Regions from separate parts of the Homo sapiens genome. Here region 1 is linked to region 2. The links are chromatin contacts, found by Hi-C or POLR2A ChIA-PET in ENCODE. All regions are on one chromosome and are shown on one strand. Each heading gives the region's core, a stretch centred on a gene start or an enhancer-like site at or near the end of the contact. The rest is flanking DNA. Distances are from core to core; before and after follow the strand shown. Region 1 overlaps LDLRAD4 (low density lipoprotein receptor class A domain containing 4). Region 2 overlaps LDLRAD4 (low density lipoprotein receptor class A domain containing 4).

Region 1 (3,674 bases), core at 944-3,443, 330 kb before region 2:
ATAATCATATTGGTGTATTTATAGTTTTCTCATTTATTTCTTATGTATTTATATGAAATCTTTACATATTATGGTTACACATCTTTGTCTGTTACATGTTGCAACTATTTCCCCTAGCCAGTCATTTCTTGAAACTTCACCATGAGTTTCTCTATAGATGCTATAAACTTTTATGCCATCAAATACTCTCTTTTTCCTTTATGGCCTCTAAACATCCTGTTTGATTGGGAAGGTCCTCTTTAATATTCTAAACATATTTTTTTCCTAAGATTTTTGGAGTTTGAATTTTATGTTAGATCTTTATTTGCTCTGGATTTTATTCCTCTTTTGGTCTGACACAGCACATGGAACATGTGATATTGACTGAAAGGTGTGCATCTTCTGAGCTAATATATCTGATTTTAAAATTCAGGCAAGGATAAGAAAGATCTCAGTTGTATGAAACAGTGCATGGAATTACTCTCTGTAAAACTAAACTCCAGGCCAGGCGTGCCTGGAATCTCAGCACTTTGGGAGACCAAGACGGGGGAATTGTTTAAGACCAGGAGTTCAAGATCAGCCTGGGCAATATAGCGAGACCCTGTCTCTTAAAAAAAAAAAAAAAGTAAAGGCCCCACCATCTTTCTTTTTAAGGGGACTGCTTTCTTATAAACCTGCCACACACAGGTACCGCCCTGCCCTGCTGGGACACCTGCACCATGCTGTTGCCCTGAGGCTCCAAATATGAGTCATGCCCAGCCGTGGCAGGTGCATCTACAGCACATGGATGAGCGTCGGCCCTGGGGGTTCACGGGCACCCTAGTGGCATGGTGCCTGGGGCAGGTCAAGTTCATGGGCATGCTCAGAGGCTGTGGGAGCAGGAACACTGTCCTCAGGAGCCTGCAAACCGAATCGAGTGGCCCCGTGGGGTGCCCTGGGGTGGCGGCAGCCTGATGAGGCCTGAGCCATGAAGGCACTCAGCCCTGGGCACAGGAGGCAGCTCTTCCTGCAGGCAACAAAGACCCAGGGATACCTGGGTCCCAGAGACCACCATCCTCACAGCCTGGTCATCTCACTGCAGCAGCTTGGTCCCTGGCTGCAGGTGACGGTGGCCGGTGGGTGCTCCCGAAGCCCTCCCCTGAGGGCGTCAGGGTCTGGTGCGGGGCCCACACACGCGGCAGAGCCTTGCTCTGGGGACTCTGGGCAAAACCCATCAGTGGAAACAGACCTCCTTCTCGTCTTTAAGTCACAGGAGCCAGAACACTAGCAACAGAAAAGATGAGCATTGTACTCTCTTCAGGGCCACAAAGCCTCCCCAGGCAGGGCCCAGGAGATCCTCAAAGTGAAAACTGCAGTCAACAGGTTCTTGGAAACGTGTGTGAGGATTCCCAGACCCTGAGCCCTGCATTGAGATGCCCTCTCCCTCCATGACCCCCTTTCAAGCTCACGAGGGGGTGTGTGGCAACCCCCCCCCCCCCACCTGTCCTCCCACACCCTCTCAGTCATTTTAAACAGGAGAATTCCACTAAACACCCACAGCCTGTTTTCACGTGGCAGGGCAGGGAGGTGGCTGTGGTGCGTGGAGCCCAGCATCCACAGAAAGGAAAGACACCTGGGGTTTGGGTTTCGTTTTTAGGGGTTGGGGAGGAGTGGGCTGGAAAGGGGAGGCTAAGAAGAAAATGAATTCTGGAAGAACTGTTAAAACAGAAAGTTTAGAAAAATAAAACCCGCAGGAATAGTAGCATTCTTAGAAAATTAATAGGATGCTTTGGGGCTTCCAAGATGCTACACGCCTAACACGGATTCTGAACACAGACCACTGGTTGAGTTTCCTTGTTCAACAGTAACAGATGTCCACAGAAGAGTGCTAGAAAGCAGGGCACGCAAGGAAAGAAGTTGAGGCCAAAGTCAAACGTTCACATCCCCCTTCTACGGCGCTGTAGTTCATGATGCTGTAACAGATGAGTCACTGCAATGGAAATACCGGATACTTTTTAATACATCTAGTCTAAAACTTACAGGAAGGCATCCTAGCACCTTCTTTTATTATTGTACAGCAGTGACAGTGACGACAGTGATGATGGCATCTCTCTATTTTTATGGAAACATCTCCAGGAAATCCCAAGCTGCACAGTGGAGAATTACAGGAACAGAAGAAGTGGTGTGAAGTCTGTCGGTCTCTTCCCTGGTTCAATGAGGAGCTGAACTGAATCATACTAGAGGCATGAGTGTCTGCGCTATTTTTAAAGAGCTCTGGGGAAGTGTGGTTGTCCCACCTTAGGCTCCTAATATAACACTCATTTCTATTTGTGGGATGGTTAACACCATCTTCCATTTGGTCTTTCCTCCACTAATATATTATCCTTCACTGAAGTCTTATTTCTACAGTTTAATTCTTTTTAAGCTCCAGATGTGTTATGTATGCCCTCAAAGACCCTATCATGGGTCAGGGGGCAAGGTCTGGGCCCCTCATGCGTTCCTCTCTTTCCCCAGGCCAAGTAAACACCTTGGCAGGAATCCAGAAAACGATCCACGCAGAACATTGCAATGTCACAGAAATGGCCGCCCACTGGCCACGAAGCCCTGGCCCCACCCTGCGAGGTCACTTCCTACCCTACCAACAGCAGCACCCCACCTCACTCCCCTACGTGCTGGCCTTTCCTGGAGCACCAAACCCAGGGCTGGCTGACCGCAGAGCCTTACCTCCAGGCAGCCCCTTCCCCTGCACGCCTCCTGCCCCACCGCTGGGACAGACACCCACCCTCCCACATGTTGGCTGGGCCTGCTTGGCTACTGCACAGTGAACTTGTCGCATTTCCTTCCTGTCTCTGTCCTCCTCAGCAGAGACGGGTGTGGTGATGAGATGACAGTCTTAGGGGTGTCTTACTCTTTATTTATGGCTCTGTGACACTTTTAAAGTGCTGAATGTTCCTAAAGGCTGGTAAATTCTTTCCAAGATCCTCCAGAGACCGGGCGGCGGTGGTGGCAGGAAGACGGGTGGGGGCAGGAGTTGGAATCTACTTAGACTATAATTGCCTCAAGTTTGTGAACTGTTAGTATAAAAATACTCTTGGAGATTTTAATGGTTGAATGAAGATTCACACTCATTAAACACCATGGTTGAGGGGGAAAATTCAGCCTGTGTTACAAGAATGACTTCACAGCTTGAAGTACAGAAGCAAAACAATAAGAGCTATCATCATACTGATTACATTATATATTTTGAATTTTATTTTCCTTGGAGGTGGGTTGGCTACTCTACTGTATAGTACAACAAGTAGAACGAAAGGGAAAAAAGCTACCCTACAGAAATACCCAGTTTTTGGCGTCACCTGCTGGCTTTATCTTCCTTTAAAAGCTCTTTCCTAAGCCCCGATGATGGGTTCACTACCTTTGGGGACTTCCTGTGCAGCTCTGAACCCTGTTGCAGCACTTATCACTGTCTTGGTGGTATCCATTCTCTGGTCTTCTTCCTCTACAGAGTGAGCCCTGGGTCAACGCCTTGTTCATCCACAGTGTCTCAGCAGGTAGTGTGTGCCTGGCACAAAGTTGGCATTCCCCATTTAGAAGCTGGTGGAGAAGCCCTAAGAACGAAGGGACCCCAACGGCCTGACCTGCTTCAACAGCATCCAGCACAGACACGTATTCTCCCAAACACTTCCTGATGACTTCAGTGGTGCTGGAGTTTTGCTAAA
Region 2 (4,033 bases), core at 1,036-3,535:
TCTAGCCAATCTCCAGTCATTTCCCCACATTTGCCCTCCAGACGCATCCAGCCACACGGGCTGGTCCAGGCTCTCCACTCGGAGTGAGCGCCACCTCCTAGGCTGCTGTCTCCGCTCAGACCACCTTCTCTTTACCCAAGACTGAAGCCCAAAAGTCACTCTGCAATCCACCTTCTGCCCCACCTGCCCTGCACATTCCAGCTACCAACACAATCGGCGCACGGATCCCTCCACCCCAGGCCTCTTCTCCACAGCTGTTGCTTCAGCTCAGGCCCTGTCCCCCAGGCCAGGGACAGCTCCTCACTGTCCTTCCTGGCTGGCCCTCTCAGCTTCCGTCTCCTTCTCCACTGACTCCCACCCTCAGCCACCAGACTCAGCTTCCTAAACACGCATCTAATGACACTGTCTCCTCTGAAAAGTGCAGTGGTTCCCACATCGTATGGGATAATCTATGCAGAGCATTCAAAACCTCATGGCGCCAGGAGGTCGAGGCCAGCCCGGGCAACATAGTGAGACCTCATCTCTACAAAACATTTTAAAAGTTAGCTGGGCATGGTGACACACACCTGTATTCCCAACTACTCAGGAGGCTGAGGCAGGAAGATTGCTTGAACCAGTAAGTTGAGGCTGCAGTGAGCTATGATTGTGCCACTGCACTCCAGCCTGGGTGGCAAAGCAAGACCCTGTCTCTAAAAATAAATAAATAACAAAACTCTATAGTTTGACCCTAACTTTCTTTTCCAACTGTATCTCTAGCTCTCGTCTTCCTGTTCCAAGGACAACATAATATGAGTCAGCTTTAAAATGGAAGGAGATTCTGAGATAGGCTCCAATGTGTGTGAACCCTGAAGACTTTATGCTAAGTGAAATACACTAGACACAAAAGGACAAATACTGCATGATTCCACTTATGAGGTATGTAGAGCAGTCAAAATCATAGAGACAGAAAGTAGAACCATGGGTGTCAGCGGCTGGAGGGAGAGGGAATGCAGAGTTAATGTTTAATGGGTACACAGTTTTGGTTTGGGAAAATGGAGAGAGTTCTGGAAATGGATGGTGGTGATGGTTGCACAACGTGAATGTACTTAATGCCACAGAACCGTACGCTTAAAAATGGTTAAAATATACTGTTTCCATAGCAACTGAACCATTTTACATTTTTTCCAGCAACACAGAAGGGTTCCAACTTCTCCACATTATGTATATCTTACCACAGTTTTTTTTAAAGGGACAAAAAGTTTGAGAAACAAAGTTAACAGTGTGCTGTGAAAGCTGAGTTGAAGGACTGGCTTGAGTTTCCCCCACCATTCTCTAACAAGGGTGCAGCCTTGACTTCCCTACCACAACCCCCGAGTTTCAAGAAAGACATGGAAAAATGTGGACAGCCCCAGCAAACCAGATCCCAGGACAAAAAGAGGGAAACTGTTAAAGCGTCAGGCTAAGCAGACAGACCCCAGACCCCTTGTGCACAGCGGAACCCTCTCCCAAGCACTGAGCTCACTAAGCTAACCCAGCATCGCCACGAAGCCTCCTGCAGGAAGCACGCCAACTTTAAAATATTATATGAATTTCAAGAAGAAAGCCTACAAAGGAAAAGCCCAGCAGACACCTCCAATGGCCCCCATGTTAAGTTACACAATTGACAACAGAATCCTGTCCCCTGACTGTCCTCGGCAAGCCTGTCCATGTCACCCTCTGCCCACTCATGACACCTCCAATCTGACCATCACTGAAGTGACTGCCCCAAGCCAAATGAACCACACACCTTGTGCTCCACTGCAAGTGCTCTTAACCCTTTCTGGAGGTCAAAACCCTCCTGAGAATCCTATCAAAGCCCTGGCATTCTCCCCAGGAACTGGCAACATTTCAAGGAATTCACAGATGCCCCTGGGCCCCTGGGGCTTACAAACACTGTCCCAGTGCCTGTCTCCTTCACATTTCGCTTCTGTACTGCACTTGAGAGGGACGCTGCAACCTCCCTCCATTTGTAAGAACTATATAACAAATTTCAAGAATCCCTCAGGACTCTCTTTGAAAGGGCAGCCCACGCCCCCAACCAATGTCAGGACGTCAAGGGGAGGTCGTCTCACATCGGCTTGAGAGGCACAGCCCGTCCGACATGCCACATCCCCAAAGGACGCCCCTCCCTGCGACTGCCCTCACAGATGCACTGATGTGACTTATGGGGACTGCTGCGATGCAGTCTGTTAACACTGGCACCAGCTGCCACGGGCGAGTCATCTCAGGAACCTGACCTTGGCAAAGCGTGTTTCACACTCGAGCACAGCTCATCCGGGTGGCCTCGAGCAGGGGCAGGAAGGCGGAAAACGGACAGGGAGGTGCTGGGGTGCACTGCCCCCCAAACCGCACCAGAGGACTCACCTCACCCACACAGGGAGACCAAATCCTCAAAGCCAAATTTTCAAGCTGCTGCTGAGAATCCCATAAAAAGCAATGCTATTTCTAACCTCCCGCACCACGGAAAAATACACACACCACCAAGCAACCCAGAATCTGAGGGTTTATTTTTACATCTTTTCCCCACATCCCCCACCCTGGCCTCCCCCACAAAATTTTAGGTGGAAAATTTGCTGGCTTTTTAGCAGTTTGACAATGCTGTGCTAGGCATGAACTGACGGAGCTGCTAGCGCATTTGAGTTTAAAGCAAAGCGTCAAAGTATTTATCCCATATGACTCCACAGGTCTGCTTGATGAGAAACTAATAAACTCTAATCACAGAAGACAGAATCCAACAAGCAGGCGGAGACGAGGCCCAGGTCTCAGGCCATGGGCAGAAGTGGCAGAGGTGGTAAGTTTCTCTTTCCCACCTCTGAAAGTGGTGTTCCCACCACGGGACTTTCTTCCTGCGGGCTGGCATTCTCTAATCCAAACTATGAACAAGGGCATTCGGCATCCCTGATGCCCTTGCTGCATTTCTGATTTTCTCAATGCCACTCTTAACCCTTGATTTGGTTTGGCTGTGTTGCCACCCAAATCTCAACTTGAATTGTATCTCCCAGAATTCCCACATATCGTGGGAGGGACCCAGCGGAAGGTAATTGAATTATGAGGGCCTTTCCTGTGCCATTCTCGTGATAGTGAATTAGTCTCACGAGATCTGATAGGTTTGTTTCTGCTTTTGCTTCTTCCTCATTCTCCCTTGCTGCCGCCCTGTAAGAAGTGCCTTTTGCCCTCAGCCACGATTCTGAGGCCTCCCCAGCCATGTGGAACTGTAAGTCCAATTAAACCTATTTTCTTCCCAGTCTCGGGTATGTCTTTATCAGCAGGGTGAATATGGTCTAACACAGTAAATTGGTATCAGTAGAGTGGAGCACTGCTGAAAAGATACTCGAAAATGTGAAAGTGATTTTGGAACTGGGTAACAGGCAGAAATCAGATCAGTTTGAAGGGCTCAGAAGAAGACAGGAAAATGTGGGAAAGTTTGAAACTTCCTAGAGACTTGTTAAATGGCTTTGCCCAAAATGCTGATAGCAATAAGGACAATAAAATCCAGGCTGAGGTGGTCTCAGACAGAGATGAGGAACTTGTTGGGAACTGGAGCAAAACTGACTCTTGCTATGTTTTAGCAAAGAGACTGGCAACATTTTGCCCCTGCCCTAAAGATTTGTGGAACTTTGAACTTGAAAGAGATGATTTAGGGTATCTGGTGGAAGAAATTTCTAAGCAGCAAAGCATCCAAAGGTGACTTGGGTGCTGTTAAAGGCATTCAGTTGTATAAGGGAAGCAGAGCATAAAAGTTTGGAAAATTTGCAGGCTGACTATGCAATAGAAAAGAAAAACCCATTTTCTGAGGAGAAATTCAAGCTGGCTGCAGAAATGTGCATAAATAGCAAGAAGCCTAATGTTAATCTCCAAGACCATGGGGAAAATGTCTCCAGGCCTTGTCAGAGACCTTCACAGCAGCCCCTCCCATCACAGGCCCAGAGGCACAGAAAGAAAAAGTGGTTTTGTGGGCTGGGCCCAGGGTCCCCGTGCTGTATGCAACCTAGGGACTTGGTGCCCTGTGTCCCAG

The links. Hi-C counts contacts between places; a loop is a spot of excess contacts on that map. ChIA-PET counts read pairs that join two places held with the same protein, here RNA polymerase II (POLR2A). Pooled maps may share reads with other maps.
Region 1: a map of naive thymus-derived CD4-positive, alpha-beta T cell shows a loop between it and region 2 (2.2-fold over the local background). The contact joins two enhancer-like sites. A Hi-C loop is called at or near these places in 2 of 168 maps with a recorded cell type or tissue (naive thymus-derived CD4-positive, alpha-beta T cell and posterior cingulate gyrus), 1 of 37 single-sample maps with no recorded cell type and 7 of 50 pooled maps. POLR2A ChIA-PET finds 5 or more read pairs at or near these places in 1 of 52 experiments (HEK293).

What each region holds. Positions count from the first base shown.
Region 1 is chr18:13,614,035-13,617,708 of GRCh38, reverse strand. The region is part of intron 4 of LDLRAD4 (low density lipoprotein receptor class A domain containing 4); the gene reads right to left. Among named protein-coding and RNA genes, the nearest start is that of MIR4526, 4.8 kb to the right of the region's middle. RefSeq lists enhancers at 1,199-1,248, 870-1,371, 2,309-2,378, 2,409-2,458, 3,398-3,674. Within about 2 kb of position 2,193, at least 8 of the 41 ENCODE cell types and tissues checked have a DNase peak (open chromatin) inside an H3K27ac peak, as active enhancers do.
Region 2 is chr18:13,283,048-13,287,080 of GRCh38, reverse strand. The region is part of intron 2 of LDLRAD4 (low density lipoprotein receptor class A domain containing 4); the gene reads right to left. Among named protein-coding and RNA genes, the nearest start is that of C18orf15, 46 kb to the right of the region's middle. RefSeq lists an enhancer at 212-765. Within about 2 kb of position 2,285, at least 2 of the 41 ENCODE cell types and tissues checked have a DNase peak (open chromatin) inside an H3K27ac peak, as active enhancers do.